2 separate regions of the Mus musculus genome follow, and region 1 is linked to region 2. A link is a loop called in an ENCODE intact Hi-C map of the cell type or tissue named here. Cell type or tissue: heart. All regions are shown on one strand. Each heading gives the region's core, and the rest is flanking DNA. Links, peaks and the distances in the headings are about the cores only.

The links. Peaks named below come from ENCODE experiments on the same cell type or tissue, not always from the same donor. Only the 100,000 strongest peaks of a DNase experiment are listed, where the experiment ranks them.
Region 1: it touches region 2 in a loop (5-fold over the local background); 6 of 42 quality-filtered maps call a loop at or near these places.

The regions. Positions count from the first base shown.
Region 1 is chr13:60,169,631-60,181,697 of GRCm38, reverse strand. Gas1 (growth arrest specific 1) reads left to right here and starts at 4,163. Exons shown (of 1, transcript NM_008086.2): 1 at 4,163-7,293. The coding sequence starts at 4,757. The coding sequence ends at 5,911. In heart, for the core only: CTCF peaks have their summits at 4,277, 5,747 and 6,665; DNase peaks (open chromatin) are centred at 3,047, 4,027, 5,177, 5,867 and 1 weaker place; H3K4me3 peaks cover 5,000 bases; H3K27ac peaks cover 4,263 bases.
Region 2 is chr13:59,946,015-59,958,081 of GRCm38, reverse strand. No RefSeq gene overlaps it. Among named protein-coding and RNA genes, the nearest start is that of Gm19866, 36 kb to the right of the region's middle. In heart, for the core only: a CTCF peak has its summit at 5,087 (motif pointing left); no DNase peak of the experiment used is centred there.

The DNA of each region.
Region 1 (12,067 bases), core at 2,809-7,808, 220 kb before region 2:
CCAGACCTCCAGCGCACATGGAGATAGCCTTTGAAAGAGACAAGACTAATGACTGGAGTTGTTTTGTCTCTGACATGACTTTGACCTGGCTTGTTGGTCATGAGCCCATGACTTGACCTGGTTGATCAAGTCGAGGGTTCATTTCCTGTTGGAATATCTGTTCTTCCCGTTTTTCCAACAAGTTACTTCCTTTCTAGGAAGCAGCAGAGAAGTGATAACAATGGCCTTGGGGATGAATGAGCTAGGCATCCAACGTGTGAAATGTAGAGTTCAACAGTCAATGATTTTCAGACCTACTGAGTGTTTGCCTCACACAAAAGCCTTCGTATTTTTTGGTCATCAAAAGCAACAATAAACAAAGCAAGTTATTGTGGATCTACCACTTAAGATGCCTGTGTTTTAATGACTCTTGACAATTCAGCCAGCCAGCTAGAGCACTACTAAATTCCTAGTTCACTTTCCTCTAACTTCAAGAGGGGGGACCCATGTTCACCAATGTAAGTCTCATTTCACGCATGAGGATTTCAGAACTCTCTTTTTCTTTAAGGACATGGGTCTCTGTTGGTTTTTCTATAGAACAAATGATGTGTGCCAGTTCTGAGTTTACAAGCTGGCTTAAGAAGTCAAGAAGTTGTCATGCTCCATCTAAACCACTCCATTAGGGGTGTGTGTGTGTGTGTGTGTGAGAGAGAGAGAGAGAGAGAGAGAGAGAGAGAGAGAGACAGAGACAGAGAGACAGAGAGAGAGAGAGAGAGAGAGAGAGAGAGAGAGAGAGAGGAATCCCCCTAGATACCAGCAATTTCCATCTTTTGGTTATGATGGGAAGCATTTTGTCATCTCCCACCACATACAGAACCATATTAAATGTGGTCTTAAGCCCACATCCTGTGTTATTCTTAATGGTACTTTGGGTTGACTGGGCTAAGATTTATTGTTCTTCTTGGGACAATACCAGAGCTCAGAAAATATTAGTAATGTGTCTACTGTTTAGCTTTTTAAAAAGAAGGACCTTGGCTCCTAATAGCACTGTGGTTGTTTGAATGAAAATGACCCAAAGACTCATAGGGAGTGGCACTGTTAGGAGGCATGGCTTTGTTGGAGTAGATGTGGCCTTGTTGAAGGAAGTGTGTCACTGGGCGGGGGGGGGGGGGGGGCAGATTTTGAGGTTTCAGATACTTAAGCTAGGCCCAGTGTCTCTTTCTGATGCCTTTGGAATTCTCAGATCCTTCTCCATCACCATGCCTGCCTGCATGCTGCCATGCCTCTATGACAATAATGGACCAAACCTCTAAACTGTAAGCCAGCCCCAATTAAATGCATTCCTTTATAAGAGTTGCCATGGTCATGGTATCTATGCATGGCTACAGAAACTCTAAGGTAGACACCATCATGAGAGCAAGTGTCCCTTTCAGTTCTATTCCTCACCCAGTTCCGATTCCTCCTTGTAATTCCTCTAGCCTGTGTCTACAACTGAGGATCATATGTGAGCTCTCAGCCACCACTCCAGCACCATGCCTGCCTGCTACCACTCTTCCCCACCATGCTAATCATGGACTGATACTCTGAAACTACTGGGGAGTAAAATGCCAGGTGGGACTTCAGGAGTGAGAAGTCAATAAGAGGAGAGGTGGGGGGGGGGAAGGATGGAAAGAGGGAGGGAGGGGAGGAGGGAGGGAGGAAGGGAGGGGGAAGAAGGAGGAAGGGAAGGAGGGAGGGAGAAACGGGAGAGGGGAGGAGGGAGAGAAGGGACAGGGAAGGAAGGAGGGAACGGAGAATCCATAGACATGGTGTCCTTAAAGAGTGAAAGCCCAGGACCCAGGAAAGCCTATATTTGAAAGAGGGGAATGCACACAGCCTGCTGTGGCTGCCTGTTCCTCTGGCCTTCCACGTCAAGGCCATGAGTCTGTAAAGATGTCTTCAGGATGAGCACTCGTGACCTCCCTTAGCTCCCACTGAGACCTGAATCAAGGCTAAGATGGATTCATGTGACCAGCAAAGGTGAACTATTTGTAACCTTTAGAACAAACACAGTCAGAACATTCCCCCAGTAAGCAGCTCTGAAGCATCAGTAACACTGCACGCACGCGCGCATACACACACACACACACACACACACACACACACACACACACACACACGCACGCACGCACACACGCACGCGCGCACACGCACACGCGCACGCACGCACATGCACACACACGCACACGCACACACACACACGCGCGCGCGCGCACACACACACACGCACACACACGCACGCACACACACACACACACACACACACACACACACCGCCTTAAATCTTGTTGGAAATGCAGACTTTCAGGCCCTCCAGGGTTTTAGCTGTCAGAGATTCAAAGAGTTAGGAATCCAGATATGAACACAAGGTCTCCAGATGATTCTCCTGCAGGGTGTCTTGAGAGCTCTCTAAAGAAGCCAGAAGATGCATCCCAGGGCTGGCTTTCTTCTTAGGAGCTCAGGATCACAGATTGTTAAGGATAAAAAAGGACCTTAGCAAGTGAGCAATCTGACCTCAAAGCAAGTGGCCTGGAGCTCTCAGGATCTAACTAGCTGTCCTTAAACTTGCAGCGATCCTCCCGCTTCTGCCTGGGATAAACAGGCTTGCTGTACCACATCTGGCTAGTTTTTAAGGATAGATTTGCGTTTGTTTTCTATTACTAAATTCATGGTCCTAACCATGAATTAGGGTTAGGGTAGGAGCACGGTGGCTTCACACAGCTCAGTCTGCCTCTCTCATCCTGTGAGGTTTCAGAGACAGCTTCCTCAGCCTAGGCAGCCAGCTTTTCCCAAAAGCCAGGTTAATCCGTCAGGCCCTCACTCTCGCCCTTTCAAACTCTTTAACTCTTTGGAGAGGTGGACAGTCCACTTTCTGAACGCACTGCAGCTGGGGCTTCCTTTGCTTCAGCAGCGATTTAGCCTTAAATTTTGTGACAGACTGAGTTGATAGTCTCACCATGGAAAGGGGAGAGGAAGGAGCCAGTTTTTGACAGGCCACAGACTCGCGGTGCCTCTAGTGGCCAAAAGCTGCATTGCGCCACAGTTAAGGTCGCTTGAGAGAGTCCTGCTCTGACTGCAAAGCCCGCTCTGCTGGTGGCTTTTGCTTTAAACACAGCGAGGAACTGAAACGTGCAGTTTAAAGCACGTAGCGGGTCAATTTACCCTCGTCCTCTGTGCTGTAACTGCAGCCAGGTGGTAGCGCTCAGCATTCCCAGGGTTTTTAATGCTAAGATTTGTCATTGCCGTTCGTATTTAAAAAAAAAAATCGTGAGTAAAGAAATAGTTTCAGTTCTTTGGATTTCTTAGTTTGAAAACGATGTCCAGTGCGAGGGCCTTACCTGCCGGAAAGGGGGACTGAAAGCTGGTGGAAAGTGTCCTTCTTGTGGTGGTGGTAGAGGTCGTGGTTGTGATGGTGGCTCGGTGTGTGTGTGTGTGTGTGAGAGAGAGAGAGAGAGAGAGAGAGAGAGAGAGAGAGAGAGAGAGAGAGAGAGAGAGACAGAGAGAGAGACAGACAGAGAGAGACAGAGAGAGAGACAGACAGAGAGAGAGACAGAGAGAGACAGACAGAGACAGAGACAGAGAGAGAGAGAGAGAACCCGTGTGTGCCCGCGCGCGCAATCTGTGTCTAAGTTTTTAAAGTCTTACAATGAATTCTCAAAACTCCCTGCCTTCGCTATACCCCCCGAGGTGATCAGAACTCAGAGATGAGGAGCCTGAAAATTAAAGTGACTTTCGAACTTTCTCGGATGCAAAGATGGGGGATCAGTAAGAATTAATAAAAGTGTCCCCCCACCCAAACAAAAAGGGGGCGGAGGAAGGGAACAAAAAGGCCGGTGGCTGAGCCGGATGCAGGCAGCTGGCCCTAAGCCCTGCCCGCTGGCTCTGTGCGCGAGCTGGGGTTCGGTATCCCAGCCTCCTGAAGAGTGGGAGGAGCTGGGCCTGTGTCAGGCTCCCTAAGCCGTTCCTTTCAAGCCCTGAATGCCTGAATGTGAGCTGCCCACCGCCCTCCCCCACTCTGCAGCCCCACTCCAGCGGCTCGGAAAAAAAAAAAAAAGTTTCAACAACAACAGGCTGGACCAATAGCAGCTCGCAAAGCCGGGGAAGGGGGCCGAGCAAAGGGCGCCGGAGAGTGGAGAAAGGAGAAAGCGGGCAAGCCTGGAGCGCGCGGGGCCAGGGCTCGGCGAGCCGGAGGAGCGTTGCTAATGTTTTTGTTTGTTTGCTTTTCTATGCATGCATAATGAGGGGGCGCCGCGGCACCACACGGGGGCTCCCGGCCCACTTTTGTATTTAAAGCCTCGCGGCGAGCTAGTCCGCAGCCGGGCTCCGCGGATCCGCTCCCCAAGCTCCGGGTCTCGGAGCAGAGAAACGCTCCGAGTTTCGGGGTCCTCCCTGCGCCTGGCGCCCAGAACTTCCCGGAGCGCGGCCCAGACCGGGGTAGAGGGGGAGGGGACCAAGCGTCCTGGCCGCGGGAAGGCGGGATGCCAGAGCTGCGAAGTGCTACGCGCCGCTGAGCCGGGAACCGAGGAGCCGCCGGCCGCACGACTGTCTGCAGGCGCCTAGCACCATGCACCCCCGGCGCCGCGCGCTCCTGCAGCTTCGCCGCGTCCCCCCGGAACGGCACTGAGCGCCTCCAACCGTCTACCGGACCCGGACCTGCGTCGCCGCGCTTCTCAGGGAGCCCCGGCCGCGGTGCCGGAGCGAACACCCGCCTTTACCAGCCGCGGGGCCGCCGGCATGGATGGATGAGGACGCCCATGCCAGAAGTGCGCGGAACTCGGACAAACTTTTCCAGCGGCCCCGCGGCCGCCACCCGAGCCTCGTCTCCGCTCCGCACCGCGTCCGGCGGCCGCTGCTGCCCGCGATGCTAGCCGCGCTGCTGGGCGGCGCCGGGGCCCGCACGGGGACCTTGCCGGGCGCCTTGCTGTGCCTGATGGCGCTGCTGCAGCTGCTGTGCTCGGCACCGCGGGGCTCGGGGCTAGCGCACGGCCGCCGCCTCATCTGCTGGCAGGCGCTGCTGCAGTGTCAGGGCGAGCCCGACTGCAGCTACGCCTACAGCCAGTACGCCGAGGCTTGTGCGCCGGTGCTAGCGCAGCGCGGCGGGGCTGATGCTCCGGGGCCCGCCGGCGCCTTCCCCGCCTCGGCCGCGTCCTCGCCGCGCTGGCGCTGCCCGAGCCACTGCATCTCGGCGCTTATCCAGCTCAACCACACGCGCCGCGGGCCCGCGCTGGAGGACTGCGACTGCGCGCAGGACGAACACTGCAGGTCCACCAAGCGCGCCATCGAGCCCTGTCTGCCGCGCACCAGCAGCGTGGGCCCGGGCGCGGGAGCGGGCTCGGTCATGGGCTGCACTGAGGCCCGGCGGCGCTGCGACCGGGACAGCCGCTGCAACCTGGCGCTCAGCCGCTACCTGGCCTACTGCGGCAAGCTTTTCAACGGGCTGCGCTGCACAGACGAGTGCCGCGCGGTCATCGAGGACATGCTGGCCGTGCCCAAGGCGGCGCTGCTCAACGACTGCGTGTGCGATGGGCTGGAGCGGCCCATCTGCGAATCGGTCAAAGAGAACATGGCCCGCCTGTGCTTCGGCCCAGATGCGAGCAACGGTCCGGGCAGCAGCGGCTCGGACGGGGGCCTGGACGACTACTACGACGAAGAATATGACGACGAGCAGCGCGCTGGGGCCGCGGGCGGCGAGCAACCCCTGGACGACGACGACGGCCTTGCGCGCCCGGGCGGCGGCGCTGCTGCGGCGGGCGGCCGCGGAGACTTGCCCCACGGTCCCGGGCGCAGGAGCAGCAGCAGCGGCAGTGGAGGCCACTGGGCGAATCGAAGCGCCTGGACCCCGTTTGCCTGTTTGCTGCTGCTGTTGCTCCTGCTGCTCGGGTCACACTTGTAGCTCCTGCGCCCCTGCTGCAGGCTGCTCCAGGCCGGTATGCACGACCCAGCTGGTTCCCGAGCAGGGCACCTGTGGCTCGGAGACCGGAGATGGTCGGGAACACTGACCCACACTCTTCCTGGGTGGACAGGGCCCAGCTCGTACCGCAGCCAACATGTTCGGCCCTCTTCTGTGCGGTTTTCCAGGCTGCAGAGATAACCGGCTGATCTATACTGCCAGCTCTAATCTGCAGAATTCGGGACACCCTGCAAAAGCAAAGGAGGCCTAGACTCAGAGTGCTGAACGGTGGGGGTCTTTCAAGTTCCAATGGACTTGGAGAAGGGATGTTGAGGGAATTAGGTTTGCAAAGGGGCCGGGTTTTTATTTGTCTGTTTGTTTTGTTTTTAAACTGTTTTCCGGTGAGGGAACACATAGTACTGGTAACGACTTAAATTGCTTGTGACCACTGAGAAACACAGCAATCGTAAGTAAATAGAAAAGTTCCCCTTACCGATTCATTCCTGTGCTCTTGGTGTATCTATCCATCGGTAATGCTCAGTGTGGAGCTGGCGATTGCCTTTGGGGGGGGGAGGGGCTTCCCCGAAATTACAACTGCATTATATTCCTAACCCTTCACCTTTAATTTTCCTGCCACCATTCTGATCCCTCTGCACCACGTGTCTTAGAATTAAGGATCCAAAAGAAGAAAAAAAGTTACCATGGTGTTGAACAATGCATGTTTTTTATCCTAAAGCTCGGTACTGCCATCTAGGAAAACCTCTATGATGTTTGTTCTGTTGTCCTTTTTTTTTTTTCCCTCCACCAAGAAATTCTAAATTTGAATATGCAGAGATTGAATATTACCTCTGCCCCTATCAGGGTCTTCCACCCTGGTACGTCGTATATAAACTGTATTAAAACTGGGGTTTCTTACCAGTTGCTGTACTTTGTATATAGAATTTTTTATAAATTGTATGCTTCAGAAAATAATTTATTTTTAAAAAAAGAAATTAAAAGTTTTAAATCTGCATCATTGTTGTATCTCCCCTATCCAAGAAATGTATAGAATACATTGGTCATGAGGAATCCACTCCTGCAGCCCATCCAAGAAATGTATAGAATACATTGCTCACCAGGAACCCGCTCCCGCAGCCCATTTTGAAATGTGCCCTGTGTAGAAGAATGTACAGTGTATTTTACAGATTTGAAGTAACGTTCTTATTTTCAAGAGAATTTATGGACATTGTAGAAATGTATAAATGCATTTCCAAACTGCCTTAAACATTGTATTTTTATAGACATCATTTTTTTAAATCCCGTGTTTAAAAAAAAAAAACTATGACTTTGTGTATTTTTGGTTGTTTTATTAAAAATGCACACACCAGTAAAGAGTTTAAACAGTGTCTATGGTGCAGTTGCTTTCGACAGTTACACTGCATTTAACCCAGTGATGAGGTGGGAGGGCTGTGGAGGGAGGGGGCACTGGAAGTCCATCCAGCTTCAAGTGAGATTAAAACGCAGCACAAGGCAGAGTGTGAGCTAATGCTGCCTTTAATTTAATGAACAATTAGACGTCCGTAAATGGGGCAGCTAAAAAGAATTTGTAACTGGCCTCTGCTGCTGTTGTCATTTGTGAAGAAAATTCACAAAATACTCTGTCTCTTGTGTGAGGATAGCCTCCCCCTCCCTGGGAGACCCACCCTGTGCACCCCCCTCCCCTTTTCTCCTGACCCCCAGGAGTGTCCTCTCTGCCTTCTCATTCAATCAAACATGCCAATAACATCTGTTCCCAATAGGTCTAGGAAGCCTCTGAGACTCAATACTTCAAAGCCATTTTCACACTTTTGGTGAAAAAAAAAATACAAAATTTTGTTACAAAACATTGAGGCGTGCAAAAGTAAACACGGCGTGGAGGGGAGTAATCACCAGGACTGGTAATATTGTCCTGAGGAGCTGTTGAACAGTGGATTGAAGGCTGGGCTTCCGCCAAGCTCCTGATACACACACACTCAAACGCCCTTACATAAATAATTACACTCTTAAGCTGTGTCGAGTGCTGATACACTTGACCTTGTAAATAGAAATGTTTGCAGTAGGAATAAACTCCAGCATTGGAAAATCTTTTAAACATTAACACAAAAGAGAGCACTCTGTCCTCTGGGGATTTGAGCCTGAACCTCGGCAGGCTAGGCACTTGCAAGGGGGAAAAAAAGTTTATTTATCTTCTATTCCTGGTGTTTATTTAAAGCTTTTCATTTTAAACTCGGTGATTGGAAGGCAAGTCGGGAGTTTAAAAAGTCACCACAAATAAACTTTGTCTGAGGGGGTCGACAGATTAGCAAGATCTGGTGTCTCTTTATTTGATATTAGCATGGGCTGAGAAAACAACTAGATTTCTCTGCTGCCTGAGGTAATTAACCAAATTGTGCCCTTTCCCACCTGCTCCCACCCCTACTTCTGAGGCTTTTTTTTTCAAGCCTCTCTCTTTTCCCAGCTATTAGGGAGGGAGTCCAAACCCCTCTTCAGGTCCCCAAAACCAAGATCCACCCCCACCCTGTAGCTGTCATCAGCATGGAGCCCAGGAAAGTGACTGATAGTTCAGTAAAGATAATACTAAGACAAAGCCTAGAACAGTTTTTTGTTTGTTTGTTTGTTTGTTTGTTTGTTTGGTTGGTTGGTTGTTTGGTTGGTTGGTTGGTTGGTTGGTTTTAGAACAGAACAAAGAATATTCTAGAGGCTTGTAAGGGAAATCAACTGCTTTTAAAAAAAATGAAGAGACTACAGGTTAGTAGTGCTCCTGCTCTTTTGCTTAAATGTGTTTAAATCTCCACCGCTGCTATTTTAACACATTCCCCACTAAAAGTTAAGTCTTTGTCACAGTAAAAGGTCCAGCTTCCCCCAGTAATAAGTCAAAGGCAGCACCAGGAAAGGCCCGACAACTAACTGTTAACAATAAACTCACAACTTGATTTTTACAGAGCCCTGTCAGAAGCATCTGCCTAGAATAAATCGTCTCAGCTCACCCTCGGCCAGAGGGGACTTTATGCCTTCTCCCTTAAAAAAAGCAAAGGCTGCAGCCCCGTGTGCCCAGCCTCTGGAAAGACCTGGTGGATGTCAGAGCAGACTGCAAAGATCCTGCCAGGGCAGTGGGCTTCAAGAGTGTGGCATCTTTATACCACCCATCAGCCATCTGCTTCTAGACAGAAAAGATTTTTGCAGATGTTGACATCTGCAATATCTCGGTGTCTCCAGGGAGGCCTTTGGAATTCTGGACATTTGGCAGGCTCCAATGTCTCCTGGAGATGCCTGGAAGTGCCATTAATGAGAGAAAAAGGTAGTTTGGGGCTTTGCTGGAGAATTTCCAAGAAGTTCCCCCAGCCCCCACGCCATGAGAGACAGGGTTTGGATTTCAGGTCTAATCTGTCCTCCAGGCTGTTCCTGTCTCCCCAGTTAGTAGGTTGTGATTCTCTGTGACGGTTCATTTGTCTTTGGAGGCACTTCAGTGACAAATGTTTAAGGGAGTGTGGGACAATGGTCAAGAACAAGGGGGGCAGTTCATTGAACTGAAGTGACCATACAGTAAATAGAAAGAGGTTCAGCTTCACTGCTCGCCCGAGCACACAGCAAGGCTTTTGTATATGATCACAATGGATATAGCATAAGGTCCCTGTTGATTTCTAACAATATATAGCAATGTACACACGCAAGCCCCGTATGTAAAGTGGGAAAATGGCCCTAGGGAAGTGAACTTGTCTACTCAGAGGACACCCCTACACCCGAGTAGAACTCCTACAGTCGCCCATAAGGATGGAAGCAGCTCCTGGCCCCTAAGTGCCACAGAGCGAATGGCCCATTGAGATCTAACATGTCTTGAGGGGATCACGGGTGCCCAGTGGAGTCCACATGAAGACAGCAACGTTCCTCCCTACCCTAGAGAATGAAGGGTGGTAGAAAGCAAGAGAAACCACCACGTGACCTAGAGTGGGGAGGGTTTGTCCCTTCCTTACCTCAAGCTCATGCCTCTACCTCATTCCAGCAACATTACACAGGATCCAAAATCAGGAGACCTTAGAGGGTCCTGAGAACTTCTAGAAACATCTAACAAATCCTCGGCTTTCCAACCTGGGCTTCGCTGTATAAGCATTGAGACTGCGCTGTGAACGCTCCCAAAATATATGGTCCGTGTCTCCTTTTCCTAGGCACAAAAGGGAAGAACGTGCGCACCGCCATTGTTCTTTGACCCCACGCACCAAGAAACATGGGAAATGTTGTCAGTTGACCTGGCTCTCTCCCAGCTACTCCAAGGAGAATGGTGGGAGAGCGTCAGGTTACACAAGCAGTGTGGCCTGGGTTGAGTTTCCAGTGGGGCTCAGTGCGTGCCGGTTAAGTTGGACATCAGTGTATTCTGTTTGAGAGATTGCTTCTGGAAGGGAGTTGACAAAGTTCACTCTTGACGATCCCAATGACATAAGTAATGTGCTGTTTGCATCAGTACCCCCTGAGGCATCCGTTTAATCAATTTCGTAAATAACACAATGATCTACTACAAAATAGTGGACTGTATACACTATATTTTGGCACAAAGATGGTCATTCTCCCACTAGTAACCAGGGGCTCTAAATAAATGATTTCAACAATGTTTTATTAAAGGCGACAAGAGCCCTCGAGCTGCATTAATCGGGGAGAAGTCGAGTGGCACCTTTGTTATGGAAATGTTGCGCACATAATGGCAGGGCCAGACAATGTGAGGCCACTTCATTCTTTCAACCATGCTGACACCTCTTAAAGAGGAACTGCAGGAAAGGATGTGGGAAAGATTTGCTTTCCGAGGAAGCTCTCAGCTAATATTTTGGAGGGCTACCTCTAAACCCTGAGTAAAATTCAGGAGGAAGCTGGAGGGCTGCTGAAAATGGAGAAGGGTTTCCAACCAGGGCCCCGAGTTCCTTCCTTCCTTCCTTTCTTTCTTTCTTTCTCTCTCTCTCTCTCTCTCTCTCTCTCTCTCTCTCTCTCTCTCTCTCTCTCTCTCCCTCCCTCCCTCCCTTCCTTCCTTTCTTTCTTCTCTCTTTCCTTCCTTCTTTCTTTCTTTTTTCCTTTCTTTTTCCCTTTCTTTCTTTTCTTTTTTCTTTTTTTTTTTACATGACATTTCCAAAAGACTGTTTTACAGTTTTTAAAATGCATCAAAGACTCTACCATTTTACTGTATCTCCTGCAGAGTTTGGACAGAGTCTCTTTAAGCAAACTGAAGGGATCTGAAGTCTGTGGACAGATAAAGACAGGTAAATATACACAATTACATCGAAGGCATCTTCATTTATGACCAAAGATAAAACAGTATCTTTCACCAGCACCGCCACTGTGGATACTTTGTGATCTTCTGTTACCAGGGAGTGTCCTTAGTAAGGTGCATAAAGTGTGTAAGGTCTTGGATACTGGTTTCCGAATACCGGAGAGGGCAACATTCCACAAATGACTCTTACTAGATATTTCATCCTGATCAAGCACTATGTCCGTGAGATGTGACCCTTTCTTAGACATAATTCTTTTGCTACATCACTTGCTGTTCCTCTTAGCCTGCTGCTTCTTACTCATCAAAGAGTCCACCTATTTGGAGCATTTTCCTGCAAGAGTATTTGAAAATAGCTTTTCTGGCGGGGTATGGTGGCTCTTACTTTTAGTCCCAGCACTCAGGAGATGGCAGAGGCAAGCAGAATGAGTTCAAGTCCAGCCTGGTTTACACTGTGAATTACAGGACAGTCAGAACTACATAATAGAAAGACCTTCTCTGAGAGAGAGAGAGAGAGACAGACAGAGAGAGACAGACAGAGACAGACAGAGACAGACAGAGAGAGACAGACAGAGACAGACAGAGAGAGACAGACAGACAGAGAGAGACAGAGAGAGAGACAGACAGAGAGAGACAGACAGACAGAGAGAGACAGAGAGAGAGACAGACAGAGAGAGAAAGCTTTCTGTTAATGTTAATTAAACCTTTTGTCCGTGATACTGAACAGGTAGAAGGACATCCGCAGATGTTACTGAGAGAAACTAAACAGGGTGGGACCACCCTTAGTCAATGTGGGGACACAAAATAGAAGATGGCTTAGCTCTGTGTTGTACTTAAGAAAAGCTAGAAGAAAGTGACCCAGAGACAAAGCGGAGGAGTGGCATGTGTGCTAT
Region 2 (12,067 bases), core at 3,011-8,010:
AGCTTCAAATGATTCAACCAAAGGGGGAAAAATCCCTCCCAGGTGTGCCTGGTCACTTCAATTCCAGATGTAGTCAAGTTGACAACCCAGAATAGACATCACACCTGCCTTACAAGTGTCACCATGATCATGCAAGTACCCGCAACATGTTCAGCTCTGAATAGGGCATTGGGAGGTGGGAGGGATAACCTCAGCCCTTAACAAGCACATTACATCAATATCGAAACCAAACAGGAGGGGAGAGATGGCTCAGGGGTTAAGAGCACTGACTGCTCTTCCAGAGGTCCTGAGTTCAAATCCCAGCAACCACATGGTGGCTCACAACCATCTGTAAAGGGATCTAAAGCCCTCTTCTGGTGTGTCTGAAGACAGGTACAGCATACTCATATACATTAAATAAATAAATAAATAAACAAACAAACAAACAAATAAATAAATGTAAAAAAGAAACCAAACAAATGCGTCTGAAAACACCTGCAAAATAGTGCACAGCCCAGTGCACAGCCAAACCATGAGTCTACTGACAGGATGTACCTAGACATTCTGTTGCACGAGCTTCAAGACCATTGAGAGACACAAATGAAAGATCAAGAGAAATTTTGCTGAGCCATGAACCTGGGGGATAAAAATTACATTCAGCCACATGTAGGAGTGAAAACAGCACAGGAATTCACAAGACATGTGAAATGTTACTACTCACAGGCAGCACAGATGTTGCTTGCAAACAGAAGTGGGCTTGAGAGTCTGATACAGGACCTGGATGACAGAGAAGGCTAGGCAGAACGGGCCAGGCTGGAAGGCCACTGAGATTTGTGGGATGCTTTTCCATCCTGAAGGCCCTGAACAAACCTATTCTGTGCTTGTCACCCAGTCCTGTTACCTGTGTCCTCCTTGTTATTCAGCCACAACAGCCAAGGAGAAAGGACGATGCTTTATTAAAGTGCTGTAGAAAGAAACCAATATCCACAAATGAAGGGTCCAAGGCTCAGCGGGGGCATCAACGGCCAGGCTGCACCCAACAGCCTTGAACTTTCCCCTAAGGGGTCTGAGCCCTGTGTGGTTGGTTAGGAAACAAAGCTCTGGACACCAGAGTTTTGGAGGACAGAGGAAAAGGAGAGGGAAGATAGTGTGTGCATTGGGGGTTGGGGGGGGTGTCTTGTTAAGTTTATGGCCGATTAACATTTGCCATAAAGCAGACTCCATCGTTCAGAGAGGCAATCTCAATATTAACCGCAGCTCTTTGATTGACAGAGTGCTTTTCTGCCCTCCACGGCTGTCAGGGACCATTTAGCTCTCTCTCTATTTCCCAAAAGTGATGCCTGTTCTAATGGGTAGTCTAAACACATGGGTTATACATAGGGAGGCCTGACTTAGATGCATTTCATTGGAGCAGAGCTTGCCTCTGTCAGGAGCTGGAGGGAGGGCTCAGCCAATCAGGACAGTACACCCTGTGTATGAGAACAGAGTGGAAGGAAACCAGGGGAAGGAGCCAAGAGGCAAACAGAGGAGAGAGCAGAGGTCAAGGAGGAGGGGCAGAGGAGGGGGATAGCAAGATTGAACTCTGACATGCGCTGAAAATACAAAGTTAAAAATCCATTTAACTGAAGCATAAACAGTGTATACTTACATGGTTTGGAAGGGGACTGCAGTGAAAAGTCCTCCCCTGTCCAAAGCTTCAGTGTTGAGAGGACCTTTCCGGCACTAGAGTCAGTCTATGACTACCTTCCTATGGTAAAGGCACTCAGAATCCATTCTTCTTGTTTGGTTTGGTTTGATACGAATGCCATTCACCTTATGTTCAGCTGCCCTAAAATACAACGGCTTGCCAGGACTCCCTCCTCTCAGAATCTAATCTCAGAATCAGACTAGCTATGACCAGTCAGACTGGCTCCTACTCACCCCTACTCCCCCAACCTCCCACCCCTCCCCACCCCTGCTCCCCAGCATCTTGGGACCATTCTACTCTCAACGTCTGAGTCAATTTCCTTAAAACTTTTCTTTTTCTTTCAGGGTACATCTGGTCATAAATGAAAATGTGAAGCCTCATTTTTCAGACTTGAAGTGAATTTCATAATTTCTAAGAACTCAGCCTGGGCTCTGACTATCTCAACACATCTTATATTTCATTTTCAACTTATTTTGCTTCTTTTACAACAGATCCAAGCAGCACATATAACACACAACAAAATTTCTGTTTTCTGAATTCTTTTAAGTGGGTTCTCTGCTCTCTAGGGCCAGTATAACCAGTGCCATGATGTTCTTCACTTTGGGAAAGAGTCAGTATTCAAATATAAATCTAATACATGTACTAAATGATGGCTATGAAGTTTTTTAATGGGCTCACTCTTCTAACTCGACACATGTTCATAGTAAACTGAAATCTAACTAACAAAGTCATCTAACTTTGTCTTCTGAGGTGGAAGTAGTGGTAGTAGCTGTGGAACCTAGAGCCTCATGCAAGCACTGTATTCTAAGTCAAAGCCACAGCTCTTAATTTTACCTCATATAATTTGGTCAAAGTCATGAAAACTAAACAAATTAGAAACTTTCAAGAAAAATTATCAAATCTTACAAACCTGAAATAAGCAATGTTAAGTATCTAAAGATAATTACTGTCAGAGAATTTCAACAAATACACAGAGAGAGAGAAAAGAATAAAAACTGATGGGTAGACAGGTAAGCAGAAGGCAAATAAGAGATGAGAGATGATAGAGAGATGAAAGATAGATAGATAGATAGATAGATAGATAGATAGATAGATAGATAGATGGATGGATGATAGATGGTCGATAAATGATAGGTACATGGATATATTGATAGGTAGATGGATGATAGATAGATAGATAGATAGATAGATAGATAGATAGATAGATAGATTGATAGGTAGATAAATAGATGATGGATAGTAGTGGATAGATTGATAGGTAGATAAATAGATGATAGATAGATAGATAGATAGATAGATAGATAGATAGATAGATAGATGATAGATAGATAGATAGATAGATAGATAGATAGATAGATGGCAGATGATAGACAATAGATAGATGATAGATGGGTAGATAGACTGAGAGATAGGTATATAGATAGACAGGCGATAGTTAGATGATAGGTAGATGGATAGATATATTGGTAGGTAGGTAGATAGTAGATAGATGATAGATAGATAGATAGATAGATAGATAGATAGATAGATAGATAGATAGATAATAGGTAGACAATAGATAGATGATGAATAGGTGGATAGATAGATAGATAGATAGATAGATAGATAGATAGATAGATAGATAGTAGGTAGATAGTAGATAATAGACAATGGCTAGATAATAGGTAGTTAGATGATATAAGTAGATGAAATAAATGATTTGGATAGATGTGTCATTTTTAAAAAATTATTTATGTGATGGTATTTTGCTCTGTGTGTTTCCTGGATCCATGGAGGCCAGACAAGGGCTTCAGATTTCTCAGAACTAGAGTTATAGACAATTGTGAGCCTCTATGTGGGAGCTAGGAACTGAATCCCGATTCTCTGAACAGTCAGAGACCAGGGATGTAAGTCAGAGGTAACACAGTTGCATAGTATGCATGGGGCCCTGATATGAACCCTAGACTACAGAGAACAGACATGCCCACAAGCCAATCTGCTGTAGTCAATTTGTCTATGGAGGCTCCCCCTTTCCAGGTGTGTCTGAGTTTGTGTCATGTTGACAAAAGCCCGCACAAACAGGAACTTTAGTTATCTACTTCTGGATAGCCTGCTTGCGATTTTTGGAGGGCACACTTAGATTATCTCTCAGATAGACTCTTGCCAAACCCATTCCCTAGGGTCCTTCTTGCTCCAACCTCACTCTTCTCAGGTGTGTCTAGGTTTGTGTCACATTGACAAAAATGAGGTCACCAAGAGAGCAGTTTGAGCACTTTCTAAAGCATACATTTGAGGTTTACAATGGTAAGAACTCAGGCCTGGGTGAGTTCCCTGGGTCCAATCCCATATACCACCACTTTCAAGCTCTATGACTTTGAAAACGCTACTTCTCACATGGGTAGAGTTCAGATCTTTACCGAGGGGATTAAGTTAAAATGCCCACAAGCCAACGTGAGGCAATTCCTCAACTGGGGCTCCCTCTTCTCAGGTGTGACTAGGTTTGTGTCACATTGACAAAAATGAGGTCACCAGTATAGATGGACCCTGACCCAAAATAACTGGTGTCATTGTAAGAGGGGTGTTAAGACACAGGCACAGGGTGATCATGGGAATGCATGTGCAGAACATGGTCCTCTGAAAGTGAAGGAGGCAGGACAGGTTCTAGAAGAGCCTGCCCCAGATGACACCCTGGTCAGAGGGGATGTATCTCGTTGTTTAAGCCACGCAGGCCTGAGGAATGTGGTTACTGGGGCTTTAACTGATACATGTATACTACTGCCTCAAGCTTAATCGTCTGCACTGAAAAAGTAGGAAATGATATCTACCTCCCAAAATTGCCAGGGAAATCTGTAACATATTGCCTGGCACGTGGAATGTCCTACGGAGGAGAATAACGGCAGTTAGCCCATGCTGAGGCATCCCTTCTTCCATGAGGGACCAGCCACAGGACAGTATAGTATAGAGTAGAATTTATTCAGGGCATGGGGAGGGGAGTTAAAAGGGTAGTAGAGGCAGAGAGAAAGTAGAGAGTGGAGAGCAAGAGGGCAAAGGGCAAGAGAGAAAGGAGGGGGCAAGCAGCCCCTTTTATAGTGGGTCAGCCGTACCTGGCTATTGCCAGGTAACTGTGGGGTGGAGCTTAGACAGGATGCTAATGAGGGTGGTGGGTAATTCCTGTTCTAAGTTCCTCACTGGCTCCCCACTACCCAGAAAAGAAAATCCAACCATGTTAGCATGGCTCCATGATCTAGTTCCACAGCTCTCCACTCCCCACTTGCAGACGCTGTAACCATTCTGAACAGCTTAGCTACAGCACCATGTTGTCTGGCTGCCCTGAACTTTGCATCCTTGTGGCTTTCCCCTCCTTTGCAATTCTGTTCAGACCAAATATTCAGTGCAGGTGTCTTCTCAAGAGGCCTTTCACTGCCTACTTCTGCCCCCTGCTGAAACAGGTGCCCACAGCACTCCATCTTACTTCGACTGGGTTACAATATCCCTGTGTAACGAGTGTTCCTGCCCTATCACTTTCCCGGTGGGTTCTGGGTTCCCTGAGAGTTCAAACCTGATTCATTAAGTCCCCAACATAGATCCTGGCATAGCCCATGAGCTAATCATGAACTATGATCTGTTGAATGAATGAGTGATTCCCTTCGTGGGCAAAGGGCCTTATGAATGCTCCTATGGTACACTCTGGAGCTCGACAACACATTCAGTGCACACGCAGGCCCCAGTATCAGCCAAGTCACATGCAAATAACTGCACGCATCAAAACAATAAGAATGTTGGTTTGTTTTTTAAAGTTATATTCAGCTGGAAAAACCTTGGTGTGCAAGCAATTTACCTGCATAAGCCTCAAAGGGTAACACTTTTTAGAAAAAGAAGATAGGATATGTTCTGAAAAACTAAGGAATTTATTTACAAGCATTCTCAGGGCATTTTTGGCCACCAAGCATCTCTCTCAAATAAAATGCCAAGAATGTTTCTGAGGGCAGCAAACACCTATCACTCACTTGGGGGGGCTCATCTCCGTGCTCCTGTCACCACAGGGGCTCCTCTGTGCTTTACAGTCCTGCTTTCTCTGCTGAGGGAACAGCAGCCCTGAGCAGGAGATCTCAGAGCTCAGTCTACACTACAGCCATTTTCCCACATAAAGGCTGGCCAGGCTCTCCTGGTCGAAGAGGGCATTGTGTTCCCCCAAACACTGGCATGGTGGGTCTCTGTGAACTCAGCACCAGGAGTTCTGGACTAGTGACTTCTACACTCTCAGATTCCATTTTGGCTTTAGCTACAAGAACCTGGAATCACGACAGTGCATTGATCTCTCTCTCTCATACACACACTTATCCTCAGAAGATACTTCCCCAGACCCCTTCAGCAGAGGTCGGACCGAGTTCTCTATGCTTGCACAGCTCTGTCTAATCTCTGTACTTGCACACCTATGTTGAACCTCTATGCTTACAAACCTATGTTTACTCTGTTTACACACCCATGTTTAATCTCTATGCTTATACACCTATGCCTAAAGAATAAGTTAGGCATAGGGAAATAGCAACAACAGCTACTCGTAATGAGGTAGACTAACAGGGGCCAGAGAGACTGTTCAGTGGTTAAGAGCCCATACTGTGTTTGCAGAAGACCTGAGTTCAGCTCCATTACCTATGTCAGGCAGCTCACATCTGCCTGTAAATCCAGCTCTGATGACTTAACACCCTCTTCTAACCTCTGTGGGCACCTGCACTCACACACACACACACACACACACACACACACACACACTCAAAAATAACTATTAAAAATAGAACAACTATACCAATCTATAGCAAGATACTAACAAACATCACTATTCCCATTCTTTGGAGCCAATATTAAATAAAAAAGGGGGTCACTTGAACACAAACACTGAGTTATAGATACCCAGCATGGGGGATTTTTTCACACCTTGGACGCACGGAGTAGAACAGACCAAGCAATCATACACTCATCAGGCTTATACACAGTTTAGAACATGGTTTTTCTTCACATTCGTGGACAATGGTTAGGGTCAGATGACTAGGACTGCAGAGGGGGAAGCTGTGTTGAGAAGGCATGGCTGTACACTGAACTGCTGACTGGTAACCTCACCGACTAACACTGCTGCCACCCCTCCTCCCTCTTGAACACAACATGAAATTGTCAGACTCCCTCAGGAACTTATCCTACTTTCAGAGAGCCTGAGAGTGGGCTCTGAAGAGGCCCTTGCTGCAGACCCTGGCCCTACTCATAACACCTGTGTCATCTCCCCGTGCCTCAGTCTCTTTATCTATGAAATGGAGACAGCCAAATGATTCAATGCATGTGAACAGAATGCAAGTTGTAAAGTTCACAACAGACTCTATTTTTAGGGGAGAAGATTTGTGCCTGGTACAATTGAGGTAAAACTTGTTCACTACCCCAGCAGCTACTAATCTTTTGAAAGCAACCTGAGAAGTTTAAAATATATGACATAATTAAGAAAATATATTTGTTCTTGCCATGTAAAGACTTATTTTTTAGTACTAGAATCATCTAAAACCATATAACGTGTGTACATACCACATGCATGTTTTACATACAAGCACACAGATACACATACAAGTTCATTAATACATACAAGCTATATCTGTCTTAGGAATAAAGTTGCATTAATATTCTACCTAAAAATGTGTTTCTTCTGTTTTAAACTGAGTGACTTGAAGCCAGGTATGGTACATCATGCCTTTTATCCCAGCACTCAGGAGGTTGGAGCAGTCAGATCAAAGCCAGTCTAGGCTACATGAATTCCAGGGCAGGCTACAGAGTGAAGCCCTGTCTCACAAAAACAGGTACCATAGTTTGATGCTGCAAATCCTGTTTACCAAACTACCGGCTCTTGCATTTTGCTAGGTTTAAGAATTCAAGTCTCCAAGGCAGAGAGCCATGCGCTAATGACCTTTGCTTCATAAGGAGTATCAGCAGTTTGTGCTGAGTAAGGACTCTGACATCAGATCATGTGGGTGAAATGCCATGGCTCCTGTAGCTGTTTCAAAGGTGACATTCTGCAACCATTTGCCTGACAACAACAACCAGAAGGTCAGAATAGTACGCAGAAAAATAAAAATGCCTCTTGTTCTTCAAGTGTGATACAAATTCCCTGTCCAAGGCAACACGTTGGGTGTGGGATCGCATACAGGAGAACGCTTGTGCAGGTGATGGGCACAGATACTCTGGAGAGCCACAGAACATGACATAAATAAATAACTGCTGTGCTGTAGATTCTTAGCTACCCAGGCAAAGAGCAGCTCGCTGCAAATGTGCAAGCTCAGAAGGGATGCTCACCTTCAGGCTGTGGTGGGTGTGTACTCTCAGCATCAGCTGCCGCCTGCAGGGCCACCAGAGTCTATGCAGCATCTGCCAGTCACAGAGATCCAGGTGAGAAAGAAAACAGACCTACCAGCCACTTTCAAATGGCAGGGTTCATACCTTCAGTGGAAACACGTAGGCTTCACAATGCCCACTAAGCCATCTATTGCTCCACTCTTTGTTCTTTTCAAAACAATTTTAGACTCTTGGGGGCTTCTGCCTTTGTGTGAGTGTCACGGCGCCTGCCGATCAAGTGAGGCATGTCTGTGTAGCTCCAACTCAGCTGATAGAAACTGTAGCAAGTCCAACAGCTAACACATCAAGCTGAGCTTTGACAAGGTTGAAGAAACTGCACAGTATGCTTTTAAAAGTTGACGGTGATCCCTATGGAGACGCTCAAGACTTCAGTACAGGCTACCCAGCATGCACTGGAGCCAAGGAGGTGAGGTTTGAAGTGAGTCTTGAAAGTTGGATGACAGGCATCTGTCTAAGAGATGGACAGCCTTGCAGTGTGAATTAGGGGGTGGGAGGAGTACAGTTTCAGGGCACAGAAAAGCAAGCAGCTAAGTTCCGAAGTTGGGAACCAGCTTAGTGTACTTACAGAAAGTCAGGAAAGAAGCCAGCGTTGAAACCTGCATAAAATTAGGCTGCCTCGGGTGAGACCGAGCCTACCCACCCTGACTGACACGCCAGGGCTTGTCACTACGAACTGTTTTTCCTGGTGCTTCAGGCAAACTCAGTACCAAAGGAGCGACGGACCTTCATTTTATACTCTGTGATTGCAAGGTGGTCTCTTATCATCATCTCTTATCATAATTCTGCATGATGATGTCATAATCCGTTTGCATGTACCTACGCACTCCCTTTTCCTTAAGGATGTAAAAGAAGATTGGGTTTTTTTGAAGATAATACAAAGCCCAGCAAAAGACCATAAAACTTCATGAGATGAGAGAAATAATAATATACAGATGAGAAGGAGACAAAGATGAACTCGGCACTCATTACAGACCACACAGAGCTCTTTGCCTCCCGACAGCATGAAGAGAGACTTGATGGTGACAGGAACTTGGTCATTTAATCTGTCATAGTCACACATACCAGTAAGCCATCAGCGGCATGAGGGATCATCCGCATCCCGCCCTGTCATTTTAGGAGGTGTCAGGTGAGGCTCTGCAGCCAGCAAGTATGATCACAGAACTGGGCAGGGCAGACTGAAGCAGCTTTCAGAACTAAGGGAACTCCTTCAAGGGGGGAGATTAAGAATTGGAAGCATGCACTCAAGGCGGGGACCCCCGCCATTTCATCATGCACAAATGCTGGGGAGGGGCTCATCAGGCCCCACCCTTCACCCTCACTGAGGGACTGTGAGCAGTCAATAGCCACTGGAGCTGTGGGTGTTGTTAATCATGTGACCGCTGATAAGCTGCCCACGCTCCAGTAAACGAGTCGCGAACTCATGTTCATGCCAAAAACCATAATTAGACATAAATAGGGAGTACAGTCCAAAGCAGAAAGGGGTTTGCTGGCAAGAAAGGTTTCAGTAGGAGACGGAAAAGCGTGAGAGAGGGTGATGAGGACGAAGAGACCCACTGCACCCCCCCAAATAAATACATACACATATAAATTATTAAGGAATAAAATTTTTAACTTATTTTTTAAAAAGCAAACCCATGACTAGATACCACCTTCCATATGGTCTAGAGGGTCCTTCAACAGGTGATGTTTCTTCTGCAAAAGCTATTGTGGAGATGTGAAGGAAGGAACACTTTAGGTTCCCAAATAGCTTGTCTAGCTACTGTTGCCATGTGCTGGCTCAACCCCAGAAACCAGCACAAGGCTGGTGGGACAGCGAGACACCTGCACTCTGCACATCCTTCAGCATCGGACCCACTGCCGAGTGTGTGTGAGATCACCGCACACTCGCTCCCCGATGCGTTGACACAGGAGGTTTTTAGTTGGGGGTTTATTTGCCTTAGGGAGTGGCATGACCACATATCCTCATCCTGTGGAGAACGTGTTTTCAGTAAAGCTATAATTCAGTCATTTGGGTCTCTTTATTTATGAGGAACGGCTCCCTGGGTTAACTTTATATTGTCCCAAAGGAAGAAAGGCACAAAATGTAGGCATAGTTAGCTGAGGACCGCTAGACATAGCTGCACTGTCCCGCCATAGTGTAGCAAGAAATAAATAGGACATCACAGCCATGTGATCAATGGTAATAAGAAGAATAAGAATTCTAAAAGACACAAACTAGAATGGAGACAGCCACATGAGGTGTTCTGGGAGATTTGGGAAGAAAGGAAAGCAGCAGTCACAGCTACACACAAGTCAGCGGAGGGCTCTCCTTAGCTACGGTGAGGGTCATGCTCCTGTCGGAGGACATAGGGCAGGAGCCAGGTCTGCAGCTGCTCCCTTCTCCAGCTGCTCATCTCTGTTCAGGCCCTGGGCCAGATGTATGCAGGGCTTGCTTAGTTGATTACTGGAGTCACTGAGCAGAAAACCAGTGCAAGCACAAGGACCAGGGTTCCATGCCCAGAATCCTGGGATGTCCTGTGCTCAGAGCTACATAGCTGAGGAGGTGGAGCCAGGAGGGTCCTCGAGGTTCGCTGACCAGCCAGTCTAGAATAATTACTTAGCTGCAGGCCAATGAGAAGCCCTATCTTTAATAATGTGGACAGTGTTTCTGAGAATGATACCCAGCATTGTTCTCAGAATCCATGTGTATATATACACACACACACACACACACGCATGCACACATACATACACGCACACATGCACATTCACACATGCACACACCCATGTGCACACATACACACACATATGCACACATGCAAACACACACAAACACACACACACATGTGTGCACACATACTCACACATGCACACACGTGCACACACACTCACACATGCACATGCATGCACACACTCACATGTGCACACACACTCACACATGCACACACTCACACATGCATACACTCACATGTGCACGTCCTTACTTTGAGAAAAAAACGTCAGCAGCAAAAGCATTTGATTTTCTCCCTGAGGACTGACACAATGTCCAAGGGCACGGACAGCCCCCAGTCTGTTACTATTTGGGGAATTTCCATTCTTTTACAGTTTCTATAATTAGATGAGTTTTTCTTTTAATTAGAGGAAAAAAGATTTATACCATTGTGAAGGAATATTTTTAAAAATTATTATTAAAATACTATCCTGCTATTCCTCTCTCTAGCATGCCAAATGTTTTTCTGTCATAATTCACAACATCACCCAAAGAAGAGAGCTCAGACACCCCTCAGAAGACTTACTTGTAGAAGGCTGCTAGACCATTGATGACTTCATAGGACCCAGAGTGGGCTGGCAGCATGCCCGACCATCCACCTTCGAGAAGAAGGCATCCTCTTGTGCAAGTTATAAAACAGGTCTCAGCCTCTCCAACTGTGTTAGGTTTGTCATCAAGACTACAGAGTTTCAAACGACCCTGTGATGCAAAACACCAACCCACTGGTTAGTTTACCAGATTGCACACCCAGGATTTCTCAGAATATTTTTTTGTGAACCCCGATCTACTGAGTTGTTCGTGTGACAGAATGGAACTTTGCTCAATGAACTTCCTCCTCAAGGTCCTTTCCTGCCCTAAGCAAAGAAAACTGATATATTTCAACTTTATACATTCATTCTGTTTTCTGACGTTTGAGTTATTTGATCTCAGGCCAGTGTGGGCCACATCTAGCTGGCTCCTGTTTTGTTGTGAACAACCTGGAATCTCAGTGCTTTTCTGGCCTCTGGTGAGACACAAGTGCCTCTTGTGCATTTGTGCCAGACCTCACATCCCCTTGTTCTCTTGGCCCATCATTCCCATTGCTGGCTGTGACCAAACTGAGCCTGCGGTGGCTTGAGAGCCAGATTTTCCCCCCCTAAAGCTCTAGTTAAAATACCTTCCATGACTCAGTCAGCCCTTTACAGGAGCCATCTCCAGCCCAGCCAGGAATCAGACCCCTATTCTCTGTCTGACCCTGACTCTCCTCTACCTTCCATCCTGCAGTACCTTTTCCAACTCCCAAA